Regions from separate parts of the Homo sapiens genome. Here all the other regions are linked to region 1. The links are chromatin contacts, found by Hi-C or POLR2A ChIA-PET in ENCODE. All regions are on one chromosome and are shown on one strand. Each heading gives the region's core, a stretch centred on a gene start or an enhancer-like site at or near the end of the contact. The rest is flanking DNA. Distances are from core to core; before and after follow the strand shown. Region 1 holds the start of ARL5B (ARF like GTPase 5B). Region 2 holds the start of RPP38 (ribonuclease P/MRP subunit p38). Region 3 overlaps MLLT10 (MLLT10 histone lysine methyltransferase DOT1L cofactor).

The links. Hi-C counts contacts between places; a loop is a spot of excess contacts on that map. ChIA-PET counts read pairs that join two places held with the same protein, here RNA polymerase II (POLR2A). Pooled maps may share reads with other maps.
Region 2: a loop to region 1 is called in a map of CD8-positive, alpha-beta T cell, with 7 times the contacts of the local background. The contact joins the promoter of RPP38 here to the promoter of ARL5B in region 1. A Hi-C loop is called at or near these places in 2 of 168 maps with a recorded cell type or tissue (CD4-positive, alpha-beta memory T cell and CD8-positive, alpha-beta T cell) and 13 of 50 pooled maps. POLR2A ChIA-PET finds 5 or more read pairs at or near these places in 1 of 52 experiments (naive thymus-derived CD4-positive, alpha-beta T cell).
Region 3: a loop to region 1 is called in a pooled map, with 10 times the contacts of the local background. The contact joins the enhancer-like site here to the promoter of ARL5B in region 1. A Hi-C loop is called at or near these places in 3 of 50 pooled maps.

What each region holds. Positions count from the first base shown.
Region 1 is chr10:18,656,283-18,661,387 of GRCh38, reverse strand. ARL5B (ARF like GTPase 5B) reads right to left here and starts at 1,957. Exons shown (of 6, transcript NM_178815.5): 1 at 1,705-1,957. The coding sequence starts at 1,750. It also overlaps a transcript of NSUN6 not described here. RefSeq lists a silencer at 1,789-1,868 and enhancers at 2,179-2,308, 3,009-3,128.
Region 2 is chr10:15,095,211-15,100,315 of GRCh38, reverse strand. RPP38 (ribonuclease P/MRP subunit p38) reads right to left here and starts at 2,961. Exons shown (of 3, transcript NM_183005.5): 1 at 2,550-2,961. RPP38-DT (RPP38 divergent transcript) reads left to right here and starts at 2,997. Exons shown (of 2, transcript NR_160789.1): 1 at 2,997-3,229; 2 at 3,451-4,931. RefSeq lists enhancers at 2,254-2,393, 2,454-2,543, 2,845-3,416 and a silencer at 2,684-3,043.
Region 3 is chr10:21,708,587-21,713,691 of GRCh38, reverse strand. All of the region lies in intron 13 of MLLT10 (MLLT10 histone lysine methyltransferase DOT1L cofactor), which reads right to left. Among named protein-coding and RNA genes, the nearest start is that of MLLT10, 180 kb to the right of the region's middle. RefSeq lists enhancers at 2,147-2,647, 2,617-2,716. Within about 2 kb of position 2,796, at least 2 of the 41 ENCODE cell types and tissues checked have a DNase peak (open chromatin) inside an H3K27ac peak, as active enhancers do.

The DNA.
Region 1 (5,105 bases), core at 708-3,207:
ATCTACATTTTCCCCTTACATCTTTTATTACCTCTAGTCTGAGTAAGGACACCTCCAACGAAAAAAGACAAGACAGCAGCCATGTAACAGAAAAGGGAGAAAGGAAAACGGGAAAGGATATAAAGGGAAAACCAACTACTTCGGTAACGTTTCGATTCTCCAGCTCAGGGGAAAGAGAAAACTGGTGATTTTTGTATTAATCTTTATACCTTTAAGCATGTCTTAAAATGCTGTTTTACCGCTGGGCGCGGTGGCTCACACCTGTAATTCCAGCACTTTGGGAGGCCGAGGTGGGTAGATCACCTGAAGTCAGAAGGTCGAGACCAGCCTGCCCAACATGGCGAAACCCTGTCTCTACTAAAGATACAAAAATAGGCCGGGCGTGGTGGCGGGTGCCTGTAAATACCAGTTACTCGGGAGGCTGAGGAACAAGAATCGCTTGAACCCAGGATGCAGAGGTTGCAGTGAGCTGAGATTGCGCCACTGCACTGAAGCCTGGGCGACAGAGAAAGACTCTGCCTCAAAAAATAAATAAATAAAAATAATATTTTAAATGTATGGATAATACCCACAAAGTGTGAAGCTCTGCTCACTTTGAAATCATTTGATAAGTAATATTATCTGTGGTTACTGGATACAGGCATATACATATATATACACATGTGTGTGCCTGTATCTATATTTATAACCTTGAAAAAGACTGCTTTAGTGTTCTTATCAATCTACAGAACAAGTCAACTAAAGCCATTCCATTACCTCCACAACTTCTTAAATCCAGAAAAAGATTAGATACCTACATTAGCAGTAACAAATTGGTACCAACATAAAAGGAAATAAAACTGGCTTATTAACGATGCCCGGCTCTTAAATGTAAAATGAAACGAGTTGATTTTCAAAACTGGTTTCAATTACTAAGAAACCATTCTGTTCAAAGGACGCCTCAAACTTTAACTTATCGTCGGCCCCTTTTTTGGTCTGGGTGTTTTCTCTCTTCAGAAGACATCACATCTCATTCTGATTCAGAACAGGTTTTGCAACTTCTCGGCCCTTTGGACCTGCCACTTCCAGGTGTCTCATTACCTGTTACAGACTAATTACGGACACGTAACGTCTTACACAAAACCGAAAAGCATTTAGTTTCTGAACTAAATGCTTTAAAAAAAAAAGTTTACAATGAAGATGCTGGAAAACTCGTGCATCTGAATAGGACAACTCATTCCCAAGTCCTAGAGGAAAGGAGGCGAAATCAGAGTGAAAGTGCACTGGCTTACGGCTCAAACTGCAGGGCGGGAAAACAAAGCACCTACATTACTCAAAAAAAAAAAAGTTCTAGGTTTCTGGGCGGACACTTATCCTGGGGATACACATAGACACAAGCACGCTTCAATAAAGACGAGAAAGGCCCTCCATACGCCTCCTGGCATCATTAGCTGTATCCCGCTTTACTTCGCCAATATCCAAACATTCTCAGTTTGGATTCTGGGACGCCAAATACCTTCTCTTCTGCCTCCCTATTTCTCCCACACGTCAGGTCTCTCCTGTACGTCCTCCAGGTCTAAAACACTGAGTTTCTGCCCGCCCCCTGGCCTAAGTCCCTTCCTCCTCCGCGTCTCCGAACGCTCTGTCCCCTGTCTCCGGTGTCCCCATCGGCGGCGGGACCCTCTGCCTCGGATTCGAGCCGCCGCGCAGCTCCATTCTTCTCACCTTGGTTACAGAAGAGGCTCCACAGTTTGGCGAAGATCAGCCCCATCACGAGCACCGGGGCGGGCCGCGGGGTCCCTCGGCAGCAGGTGCCGCTGCGCCGGGTCCCCCACCGCGGCGCGGGCTGCGCGGAGCCGAGGAGAACCCGCCTGAGATCGCGCAGCGAGGGCACTGCTAGGCCGAGAAGCCTCGACCCGACCACTCAGAAGGCGCCGCGACGAATCCCCACCGGACAGCCCTTTGTTTCGAGCCCACTGAGCCCAACGCCGACCCGTAGTCCCCTCGGTCTGTACCCACCTACCTACCACAGCCTCTCCACAGCCCCAAGCCCCGCCTCCACCCCGCCTCCCCTCCGGATCCCAGGACCACCCATCGCCGGAAGCTAGGCGCGTGACGACGGCGCACTTACGGCAACCCACGCCTTCGACGTGGCGTTTTCTTCGGTTTCACTTCCGGTAGGAGAGTCCCAAACGGCCAGCGGCTGGGAATTTGCGGTATCGCGGGGGGGTGGGAAATTTCCCTTGGTGCGTGCTCCTTCTGATGTCAGCCTTCAAAACGTTTGTGGGACTCCCCTTTGATTTGAGTCTCTGCTGCTAGCAGCTGCTTCCCTGACCTCTAAAACCAGGAAAGACCATAGGTTCTCTAAGTGAGCAGCCGCCGTTTGCTGCTCTTAGAAAACTCACAGAAGTGAAGAGTGTTTCTTTCCTGACTTATTCCTGTTCCCCTAGGCAGGCGTGCTAGGGGTTAGGAGTTCTGCCGTGATTCTTCTTCATTCATTTATTAATCTATTCATTCACGTATTCATTCATTGGCTTATGCATTTATGTACTCATTGATTGATTGATCGATTGCAGACGAGGTCGGGCTGTGTTGCCCAGGGGGACTCAATTTCCTGGGCTCAAGCGATCTTCCTGCCTCGACTTCCCAAAGTGGTGGGATTGCAGGCTCAGCCACCGCGCCCGGCCCCTGTCGTGATTCTTAGTTCTGAAAAGAATTGATTGGGAGACGAGCCATGGAAGGCCTGGAGCCACAGAGTTCAGTTATGTGATTAATAATAACACATAATAATAACACATAGCACCCCTCTCCATTTTGCCAAGCATTAGGTATGTTCGTGGATCCCAGATCGAAGTCCACGCATAAGCCAATTCGCTGTGTAATTGTTTTCAATTCCACTTTCCATGGTTAGGTTCTAGCATTGAAAAGAAAAGCTTCACAGCCTGGCATGAAACGAAACTGAATGTCCTTGAAACCAGTTGACGGAGGAGCAAGCTTAAAATTTTTTTAGACTCTGACTTCAGTCAGATGGTTGGATTTTAACCTTGGCAACGTGGCCTTTTAACATGCCAAACTCTTGAGTTAACCTGTACAAGGAGAATGTATGACTTACGTCCTCCCAGTGCTATGGTTTAAAGACCCTTTAAGACTTAGATGCAGGATAATATGCTCCAACGTTACAACATTAAAGGCAAGTTTCAACCTCCTATGTAGAGGAAAAAGAATGTACTGACCCTATGCAAACTTAACTTTCATGACTATCAGTTGGACCATAAATGTGAATAATTTTGTGTTTGTGTAAGTAATGGCTTAAAAGGACATTTTTAGTCCTAGCTTCATTATCACAAAACAAACTTTAGATTCCGTAACAGCTTCTTCAATTGTTAGACATGGATGTAAACCACATTCTGCTTTTTTTTTTTTTTTCTGGCTTTCGGATTTCTAAGAAACCATTTCTGAAAAGAACAAAGCATTTTTGTATGAAGATGCAGACATTTGGCTGGGCGCTGGGGCTCATGCTTGTAATCCCAGCACTTTGGGAGGCTGAGGCGGGTGGATCACGAAGTCAAGAGATGGAGACCATCCTGGCCAACATGGTGAAACCCTGTCTCTACTAAAAATACAAAAATTAGCCGGGTGTGGTGGCACGCGCCTGTAATCCTAGCTACTCAGGAGGCTGAGGCAGGAGAATTGCTTGAACCTGGGAGGCAGAGGTTGCAGGGAGCAGAGATCACACCAGGGCACTTCAGCCTGGCGACAGAGTGAGACTCCGTCTAAAAAAATAAAAATAAAAATAAAATAAAGAAAATGCAGAGATTTGAAGCAAAAAAAACTATAGATTTCTTAAACATTTTTATGATATTTTAGAGACAGTAAGTTTGAATTATACTTCTACTTTTAACTAAGTGGAATGAATGTATTTATTTGAACATGGCTCTTGATATTTTTATTGGTTTTGTTTCTTTGAAATTTCAGAAAACTTTAGTGTTGAAGTTTTCAGTTCGTTAAAATTTACTTTTAACTTACTTTTAACACCTTTCTTATGAACAATTTACCTGACAATGAGACTGTTCTAATATTTTAAAAATATTTTTTCATATTTAAAAGTTTTGTTTGCTGATTTGGAAATCTAAAATTTTTACAAACTGGAGGGAAAGAAAAATAGCCACAATTATCAAAAGTAATATGATTGATTAACAGAATATAGTTGTGTATTATCTAAACAGATATCATGCTGATGTACCTATCGATCTGTTAGAAAAAATACTTTCAATTACATTAGGAGAGGCACGGTGGCTCATGCCTGTGATGCTAGCAGTTTGGGAGGCCAAGGCAGGTGGATTACTTGAGCCCAGGAATTTTAGATCAACCCAGACAACATGGAGAAATCCTGTCTCTCCAAAAAAATACAAAAGTTAGCTGGACATGGTGGTGCACATGTGTAGTCCCGACTAATGAGGTGGCTGAGGCAAGAGGCTCATTTGAGCCAAGGAGGTCAAGACTGCAGTGGGCTAAGATCGTGCATCTGGACTCCAGCCTGGGTGACAGTGAGACCCTGTCTGAACCAAAAAAAAAAAAAAAAAAAAAAAAAAGGATTGTAACTAATTTTCTTAAGTGTTCATTGGAAATAACTTCCTTTAATTAAATTGGAATCCCAGTAAAATCTCTATCCAGTTCAACAAAATATTTTAAAGAGTTCAAGGAAGAAAAATGTCAAACAACTCGGGAATTCAAAAAATAAAACTATAAGATGTTTTTAAAAGGAACTATTACAAACTAACTTCAGATAATACTTGGAAGAGCTAGCTGTAGCTGTAATTGAATTCAATTTATTACTTATACAACTCTGATCAATTTGTCCATTGCTTTTTTTAAACGGAGTCTCACTCTGTCACCTAGGCTGGAGTGCAGTTGTGTGATCTCAGCTCACTGCAACCTCTGCCTCCCGGGTTCAAGCAGTTCTCCTGCCTCAGTCTCTTGAGTAGCTGGGATTACAGGCATGCACCACCATGCCCAGTTAATTTTTGTATTTTTAGTAGAGATGGGGTTTCACCATGTTGGTCAGGCTGGTCTTGAACTCCTGACCTCGTGATCCACCTGCCTTGGCCTCCCAAAGTGCTGGAAGC
Region 2 (5,105 bases), core at 1,712-4,211, 3.6 Mb after region 1:
GAAGAGGGAAATAAGTGACAGGGGGTGAAACAAATAGGATGGGGCAGAGCTCTTGCCAACTGCAAGTCAGATGATGTCTCCACATCCAAACACCACAGAATAAATACTTAAAATCATGCTCCAGAGGGATCACAAAACAGGCTATAAACTTGTCCCACCTGCAGAATCTGCTGGGGCGATAAAGAGAGCCAAGTAGTCTGGATAAGCATAATCTCACGCAATATAATCCAGAAACAAAGTACTGACTGATAAGATTTTATAGCTTTAGAGAAAGAGAGAAAAATAGGCTTTGCTGAGGGCCCTTTAGAGCTGTCTCAAGAGGCCTCTGCTGCCTGTAGATCAAGGGCAAACTCTTTTTACTAGACAGTCTTGCCCTGTCACCTGGCAGTAGTGCAGTCGTTCGATCATGGCTCACTGCAGCCTTGAACTTCTGGGTTCAAGCAATCCTCCCACCTCAGCCTCATGCTGAATAGCTGGGATTATAGGCGCATACCACCAAGCCCAGAAAATTTTTTTAATTTTTAAATTTTCTGTATAGGCTGGGCACGGTGGCTCACACCTGTAATCCCAGCACTTTGGGAGGACAAGCTGGACAGATCACTTGAGGTCAGGAGTTCGAGACCAGCCTGGCAAATATGGTGAAACCCAGTCTCTACTAAAAATACAAAAATTAGCCAGGAGTGCTGGTGCACACCTGTAATCCCAGCTACTTAGGTGGGTGGCTGAGGTAGGGGAATTGCTTGAACCCAGAAGGCGGAGGCTGCAATGAGCCGTAATTGCACCACTGTGCTCCAGCCTGGGCAATGGAGTAAGACTCCGTCTTAAAAAAAAAAAAAAAAGAAATTCTATAGAGACAAGGTCTTGCTTTGTTGCCTGGGCTGGTCTTCAACTCCTAGGCTCAGGCAATCCCGTAGCCTCGGCCTCCCCAAAAGTACTGGGATTGAGGGCATGAGCTACCATGCCCCGCCTAAACTCTAATGTGACATAAAAGGCCCTCCACACTCCAGCTCAATCTCCCACTTAGGCCCTCTTTCTCCTTAGGCCCCACCAAGCACAAGTCCTCAACACCGAACAACATACTATTTAATGAGGCCAGCATTTTCCCACCTGCAAGTCTTTATACACATTAGTCCCTCTGCCTGGAATACCACTCCCACCCTCAGCCGCAGGCCCCTTCCTTTCTTCAACAAATATTTATCGATTATCCACGATGTGCCAGGCCATAAAGATTAAGTATTTTTTCTCACAGACCTCATGAGCTTAGAGTCCACGAGGAAAAAATATTAGCAAGTAATTATACAATAAAGCCTGATGCACATGAAGGTCAGGGAACAGTATGCTTAGGGAACATCCAGCAGAGGCCTAGCTTAGTTGAGGGGGGTGGGAAAAGGCAGTCCTCACAGAGGAACTTTTTTTTTTTTTTTTTTTTTTGAGACGGAGTCTCATTCTGTCGCCAGGCTGAAGTGCAGTGGCACAATCTCGGCTCACTGCATCCTCCGCCTCCAGGGTTCAAGCGATTCTCCTGCCTCAGACTCCCGAGTAGCTGGGACTACAGGCACGGGCCATCACGCCCGGCTAATTCTTGTATTTTTAGTAGAGACGGGGTTTCACCATGTTGGCCAGGATGGTCTCGATCTCCTGACTTTGTGATCCGCCCGCCTCGGCCTCCCAAAGTGCTGGGACTACAGGCGTGAGCCACCGCGCCGGGCCGGACCTCTTAACCTACATCTAAACAATGCCTACCAAAGGAAGTATGGAGTAAAGAAAGGTATCTCAGTATTAAAAGAAATAAGTTGGCTGGCGAGGTGGCTCACGCCTGTAATCCCAGCACTTTGGGAAGCCCAGGCGGGCGGATCACTTGAGGTCAGTAGATCGAGACTAGCCTGACCAACGTGGTGACCCGTCTCTACTAAAAATACGAAAATTAGCCGGGCGTGGTGGCAGGCGCCTGTAGTCCCAGCTACTCGGGAGGCTGAGGCAGGAGAATCGCTTGAACCCGGCAGGCGGAGGTTGCAGTGAGCCGGAATCGCGCCACTGCACTCCAGCCTGGGCGACTGCTATGTCTCAAAAAAAAAAAAAAAAAAAAAAACACGTTCAAATAAGTTCAATGTGGCTGGGGCAGAGATGCTAGAGAAAGCGGTGAGAAACTAGGAAAGGTGGGTAAGGACCAGATAATGAAGACCTTTGCAAGCGTTCCAGTGTGAAGCAACTTTAACATCTAAAGCAGAGGTGTCGTGATTAGAAAGACGTTATAGATCTTTGTGGATCTGGGCAAAGGAAGAGTCCCCGAGCAGCAAAGACGCTCCTGGAGTCGTCCAGGTTAGAAATGACGGTGGCCTGCACTAGAGACGCCGCAGAAAGGACTGGAGAAAAATACATGTTAGTCGGAAAAGAAGGTAGAATCTCCCGACACAGTAGTGACCAGCTGGAAGTAAAGTTGAGAACGGTATTGGTGGTGACTCCCGGTTTCTGGATCCCGCCGGTAGCCGAGGGGCGACGGCCGACCCAAAGCTCACCTCCCCACTGCACGCCGCCCCTGGATCGAGTACCTTGGTGCTTTACTATTTAGCACACGGAAGTGTTGTTCTGTTGTCCGTGTCTCCTTGGAGACCGTGGAGAACAGAAGGGCCGGCGGGGGTTTTCGCTTTGTACTCCTGGTGCCCAGCCGGCGCTGCAATCCAGCAGAGGAGCCGGACTAGAAACGCGGAAGCTCTGGGTGCACGCGCCCGGCCCGGGACTGGGCGGCCCAACCGGGAGGGCGGCGGGTCCTGCGGCCACGCAACAGGCGTTGGGGAAGCAGCAGAGACCCTGCGTGCGCGCGGGCTTCGGCCTCCAGATTCCGCAGAGTCCCGGGCCCGATCCCCCCGGGGCTGGCCTCCTGCCCTACGTGGGCCCCGCGCGCCCACCTGGAACTCACGATGGCGAATCCGTGGTCACCTGAAGGCAACAGCACCGGCGCCCAGTGCGCCTGCGCCGCGCGTGCGCAGAGCCCTCGCCTCCCGGCCTCGCCTCGCAGACGCGACGGGCCGGGGAGGAAGCGCTCGGAGCAGTGCAGGTTTCGTTATCCTGTGTTAGGTCACTCCGGAGAGGGGAAAGCGGCCCACAGCGTCGCGCGACCCGGAAACGACACAACGAGGCCCAATCTTTTAGACTCGAGTTTAGGCCCCGGGGTGGAGTCTCCGGACCGGGTCCCCCCACCCCCGCTACAGGGGCAGTGCGCAGGCGCGAGGTATGTATCGCGAGACCATGCGGTTGCCCGGGTAACCAGACGCTCAGGACTTGGACCGTCCAGTTGTTCGGAGGCCAGCCTATAGCCAATGGTATCCCGAGGGCTCGCTCTCTCCGGGCGTTTGTGCTCCCCTCTCTCTTCTAACCCAGTTTCTACCTTTCAGTGCTTTGGAATCTTAGCCCTCTGTCTCTATTCGCTTTTCTGTATTTGCCTTGCCTCAGGGACGCACAACCCCAGCCCCTGTCCCAGTGAGCCCGTCGCCATGGAATCCCTGCAGACTCCCCAGCACCGCGAAAATCAAGATAAAAGGGAGAAGGAGTATGGGGTAAAACACATGCCTATGGGCAATAATGCAGGGAATCTTGAGCCCGAAAAGAGAAAGGCAGTAAGAGTTGCCTTGAGTTCAGCAACAGCTGCACAGAATATCCCGTCCAGTGTCCACTGTGGCTGCTCCAAGCAATGGAGACTCAGGCTACCATCGGAGTCGCTGCAAAGTCGGGGACAAGTGATGAAGCGGCCGAATAACATTTTAAAGCTCAGGAATCTGGATCTGTTGATCTACCCTTGGCCAGAACTTAGAAGACGGCAGGTTGCTTCTGACCTAATGAGCCTCCTCCTTCTCCCCGCTTTTTCCGGCCTTACTTGGGCCCCCTTCCTTTTCCTCTTTACGTATCTGCCTCCTTTTCTCAATCTCCTCACTGTTGGTTTTGTATCCTATTTTCTGGTATAGTTTCTGTGATTTCTTTCTTTTATTTATTATTATTATTGTTGTTGAGACAGAGTTTTGCCCTTGTTGCCCAGGCTGGAGTGCAATGGCGCGAACCTGGCTCACTCCAGCCAGCGCCTCACAGGTTCAGGTGATTCTCCTGCCTCAGCCTCCGGAGTAGCTGGGGTTACAGGCACGGGCCACCAGCCCAGCTAATTTTTGTATTTTTAGTACAGACGGTGTTTCACCATGTTAGTCAGGCTGGTCTCGAACTCCTGACCTCAGGTGATCCGCCCACCTCGGCCTTCCAAAGTGCTGGGATTACAGGCATGAGCTACTGTGCCCAGCCTCTATGATTTCAATTTTCATGTTTAAGTACCTATGTAGAACCTAACTGTCCATAAGTAAACACAACAAAAAAAAGATTTGGCTTTTGGTCAAAGATCATTGGAGGTTACACAGGGTAAAGTGCAGTATGATTTTTATCACAATTAGAAAGATTAAAAAGAGATGACAGTGAGTTTGTGAGAACAGGTTTGTGTTTCATAAAATGAATTGTGTGAGTTAGCTATGATGAACTGCAAGCAGCTTGCATTTCCAAAGACAAATAGAGACACAGGAATCTAATTAAAATGCTAAAGTAATGGGAAGGAGACATCCATACGTTTTTGTCCCCCTAAGGTTCCAGATTTATAGTTTGAGCATCATCTCGGCTTACATTTTCTCTGTGGAAAACATCAGCCATTACATTACTTGGCTCTGGGTTGAAATCCTAACTTCATCAACTGAAGATCTTATGACCTAGGCAAGTTTATTAACCTCCTCTATGACGTGATAAAAATAGTATCTCTTGTGCGGATTAGAAGACATGTTCCTCTATGCTAAGATGATTATTATGTGCGGAACACATAGTTAAGTGCTTGATAAATTGAACTATGGCAAATCCAGTCTCAACCGTGGCAAAACTAAGTTAATAAAAATGAAACATAACCTTTATTATTTTAGTGCTTGTGTTTTATTTTAAAACTAGCAGTATAATTTCCACGAGGATTTTGCTAAAATTAACAAGTACATTTCGAAAGTAATTTCTGTCCCTCTTGTATCACACAAACATTACAACCAAAAAGTAAAAAACATTCTCCCATGACCCAATCACACCCATTTTTTTCT
Region 3 (5,105 bases), core at 1,547-4,046, 3.1 Mb before region 1:
TCCTCCTGGATCCCTCCTCCAATTATAAATCTTATTGTTGCTGTTTAAAAAATATTGTGCTAGTAACTAAACAAATAAACACTGACTTCTCATGAAGCAGTTGTCTAAAAGAACCTACACCATTTTTATTTAGCAAAAAGGCTTTTGTTAAAAGCAGGGGATAGCAGAAAGAGCTTTGTAAAAAATATGTCATGGATTTTAGGAGTTTCTAAGAGCAAGAAAACGTTTCTTAAATAGAGGAATGAAGCAATTAGAGTTCCATAAAAATCACCTAATGGGCCTTCCAAAAGGCAAATGCTAAAGCCCCAGAAATCATCACTGAGGAAGTCTGAAGTAGGAAGAGACCTTGTTCTAGAAAGCCGACAAGGTAGAAATTAAAATGGAACAGGCCCAACTTGAAATTCCGAGACCAAAAGAGGAGCTGATGACATTGGTGGGAGACAGGTGTGGGAATAAAGAATGTTGGTAGATTCTAGAGACATTCCAGCGATAACACAGACAGGACTTTGTGACTGACTGTATGGGGCAGCTGCAGGGGTAGGAGAGGAGGAACGATTAAGACATGATGAACTGGGCTATGAGTTGGCAGCTCCATTTACTCCAGAGAACACAGGAGGTGAAAATCATGGGAGACTTGATGAAAACACTTTGAGAGGCACCATGGGGATAAAAGCCAGAAATAAGGTGGGAAATGGTGGAAGCTATTCATTCTAGAAAAGAGGGTGGGAGGATGAGCATAAGTTAACAGGAAACAAGTTAATTTTTTAAAAGTGCTTATTTTTTAAAAAAAGAAAATCATGCTCAGCATAGAGAAGGAGAGGCTTTCAGGATAAAGAAATGGGAATATCTATAAACCAGCCGTTCTCAACCAGGGGTGATTTTGCCCCACAAGGGACATTTCACAATACCTGGAGACATTTTTAGTTATCAAGCCTGGAGGGTGCTACTGGCATCCAATGGGTATAGGCCAGGGATGCTACTAGACATCTTACAATGCACAGGACAGCCTCCAGAAGAAATAACTGGCCCATAGTGTTAATAGTGTGGAGGCCGAGAAAACTTGCTATAAACCAGAGCTCTTGGGAGGGCAAGAGGGGAAAAAGAGCCTGAAACCAAGGTACAGAAACAGGAGGAAAGAATGAACCTAAGTGGGCTGCAGAAAAAAGAAATAAATAAATAAATTAGCAACTGTAGCCCTAGAGGACAACAATAATCAGTAATTTGTATCAACATACAATTTACTTTGTTCCAAAAAAACATCAACATAGCCTGGACAACAAAGGGAGATATTGTCTCTACAAAAAATAAAAATTAGCCAGGCATGGTGGCACATGCCTGTAGTCCCAGCTACCTTGGGGACTGAGGTGTGAGGATCACTTGAGCCTGGAAGTTCAAGGTTGTAGTGAACCATGCCGTGATTGTATCACTGCACTCCAGCCTTGGCAATAAAGCAAGACTCTGTCTTTAAAAATAAATAAATAAATAAATGAAGTTATTGACTTATATAATAAATTAAAGCACCTAGAATCTTATTCAAACAGGGAAAACAAAACAACTGGGACATTTTAAAAAGCCTTACAGCTATAATTAAGGCGTCGGGATCTTTTTTATATCTACAATTTCTCCAGAAAAATGATATATTTAGCCAATGCATTCATTCTGCAAACATCACTGAACTCATTATTTGCCAGGCATTATTCTAAGCCCTGGAGATAAAAAGCCATTCAAGATAGGTAGTCTTTGCCTTCAAGAAGTTGCGTAGAAAAAAGGCATTACAAACAGTTGTGGAGAGCACTATGACAGAGACATCCTCAGGAGGCTAGGAGCACAGAAAAAGAGGTATCTAATTCAGACCTGGAGTGAGAAAAGTGGTGAGCCAAAAAACTTACTGGAAGAGATGTTGTTGCTTTTCAAGCTAATTTCTTTTCTATCTTTTGTTTGTTTGTTTTCTGAGACAGAGTCTCTCTCACCTATGCTGGAGTGCCGTGGTGCAATCATAGCTCACTGCAGCCTTGACCTCCTGGGCCAAGCGACCCTCCTGCCTCAGCCTCCCAAGTAGCTGGGACCACAGGCGAATGCCACCACACCTGGCTTTTTTTTTTTTTTTTTGCGTTGGTTGTGGGGTCGGTGGGTTAAGAGATGGGGTCTCACTATGCTGACAGGCTGATTTCAAACTCCTGAGCTCAAGTGGTCCTCCCACCTCAACCTCCCAAAGTGCTGGCATCACACGCATGAGCCACCATGCCCAGCCTCAAGCTAGTTTCTTTTTTGAGGTGAAGTCTTGCTCTGTTGCCCAGGCTGGAGTGCAGTGGTGCAATCTCGGCTCGCTGTAACCTCTACCCGCGGGTTCAAGTGATTCTCCTGCCTCAGCCTCCCTAGTAGCTGGGATTACAGGCACGTGCCATCACACTCAGCTAATTTTTGTATTTTTACTAGAGATGGGGTTTCACCATGTCGGCCAGGCTGGTCTCAAACTCCTGACCTCAGGTGATCTGCCCGTCTCGGCCTCCCAAAGTGCTGGGATTACAGGTTTGAGCCACCACATCTGGCCTCTCAAGCTAATTTCTAAAGGGGCTGCAGTACAGAGGTGAAGGACGGTTTGAGGAAGAAACATGCAGTAGAGCAGGATAAATTCTAAGGACTTGGTGACTAATTAGACCTGAAAATTCTATTAGACCAATAGAACCTGGTGACTAATTAGACCTGAAAAATAAAAACAAGGGTAGAGTCACCAATGACTCTTAAGCATAAGTAAGTACATGTAGTGATACCATTCACTGAAACAGGAACAGCAACTGAAAGCAGTGTTTGGTTACTGTACGGAAGTAACTGTGCTAGTATAAGAACTCAATGAGGTAAATATTACTCCCATTTCACATATGAGCAAACAGAACTTTAAAGAAATAAAGTAACTTTTTTGGTGAGCTAGTAGGTGGTGAAATAATGATTCAAACTCACAGGTATCCTATAAATGAAATCACTTCCTAATACAAATTAAGAGGTTCAGGGTCATGGTCTTTGAGATGCCTGTGGGACACAGAACTCCTACATATAGAACACAATGGGATAAGCCTAAAACCCAGCAGGAAATTCAGATCTGAAGACATAAATCTAGGAGTGAGAAGCATGGTAAGTTACAGTAAGTAAACCTGCAAACTAAAAATACTTACTATTGGTCTGCACTATGGTTGAAATTTTAACCAGTTGCTCATAATTATTATAGAAATAAGAAATTTCCCATTAAGAACTCTAGATGCCTAATATCTCTTGAAAAACTGAAGATTTGCCAACACTGGATACTATATTATAAAAGAGCAACAATCTGACCAGAGCTCTGAACAGGGCATAGAGACTTTAATCCATCAGCATCTCCATCATCCCTTACCATGTCACTCATTTATGTTACCTATGTGGCCCCATAAGTATTTTACTTACAACTCTTGATATGAACACAATGGTCAAGGCCAAGGAACAAAAATGGAATCACCCAGGGAAAGTTCTCAGCATGATCAAGAGAAGAGAACCAAAGACAGAACCCTAAATAACATTACCATTTAAAGGGTAAACAAACAAAAATAGATCACAAAGGGCAAACTTAGAAAACTAAGATAGAGAATCTTATAAACTGCTCTAAGAATTTCAAAGGAATGGCCTGGTGCAAGTGGCTCATGCTTGTAATCCCAGCACTTTGGGAGGCCAAGGTGGGCAGATCTCTTTGAGCCCAGGACCAGCCTGGGCAACATGGTGAAATCCTATCTCTACCAAAAATGCAAAATTAGCTGGGTGTGGTGTCAAGCATGGTGGTGTGTGCCTGTAGTCCCAGCTACTTGGGAGGCTGAGGTGGGAGAACTGCTTGAGCCTGGGAGGTTGAGATTGAGCCGAGATTGTGCCACTGCACTCCAGCCTCAGTGACAGAACAAGACCGTCTCCAAAAAAGAAAAAGAAAGGAAAGGAAGAAAAAGAAACAAGTTTGGCTAAGAGGGCCAGAAAAGAGACAGCATGTTAATGCAGTGATTATTTATAAACTTTATATTCCAAATAATACATAGCAGAGAAAAAGATATGCATTTTTAAAGGTTGCTACTCCATAGATAATTCAACAAATATTGAGTTTCTACTGAATTCAGTGTTTTCAGAGTATCTTAGAAAATAAAATACTGCAGCCAGATGCGGTGGCTCACATCTGTAATCCCAGCACTTCGGAAGGCCGAGGCAGGTGGATCACCTGAGGTCAGGAGTTTGAGACCAGCCTGGCCAACATGGCGAAACCCATCTCTACTAAAAATACAAAACTTAGCCAGGCATGGCGGCGCATGCCTGTAGTCCCAGTTACTCGAGAGGCTGAGGCAGGAGAATCACTTGAGAGGCGGAGGTTGCAATAAGCCAAGATCACACCACTGCACTCCAGCCTGGGCGACAGAGCAAGACTCCATCTCAAAAAAAGGAAAAAAAAAAAAAAAAGCAGATAAAATGCTGATTAGTTATTTTGGGGGTGAAAAGTGTACTACACAGGGAGTCTCCAATTTCTAAAATTAGAAAACAAAAGTTAGCTGGAGGCAGCATGCTGAAATTGAAACAGCAGAGGCTTTTGACTTAGACAAAACTGGGTTCAAATGCTGGATCTGTCACCTACATGACCCTTAATCAAACTACTTAACCCTTCTGAACCTCCATATTATTCTTATCTATAAAACAAAGATAATGGCTACCTTAAAGACTTTTTGTGAGATTTTGAGAATATCCATATAAAAAAGCTCTAGCAATGCCTACCACAGAGTAAGTTTTAATAAATGGTAGCTACGGCCATTTTGGTGTTAATGCTTTCATTAAAAATGTATCTGTAAGTCAGGAAAGTACACTGTTGTAACTACCAGGTCCTCTAATGTCTCTACTACACTTTGAAAGTTGCAATTACCATCACAACATGCAGTAAAACATCTTGGAAGAATAATATTGAGAAGCAAAATCGTGGTGATTAAGGACCTTCAATCTCAAAACTTAAATTGTTTTTATATTACATCAACGTATACTTACATACGAAATTACGCAGCTAAATGTGCAATCCAGTAATCACACTTTGAAACAATATCTGGTACTCAGTTTAC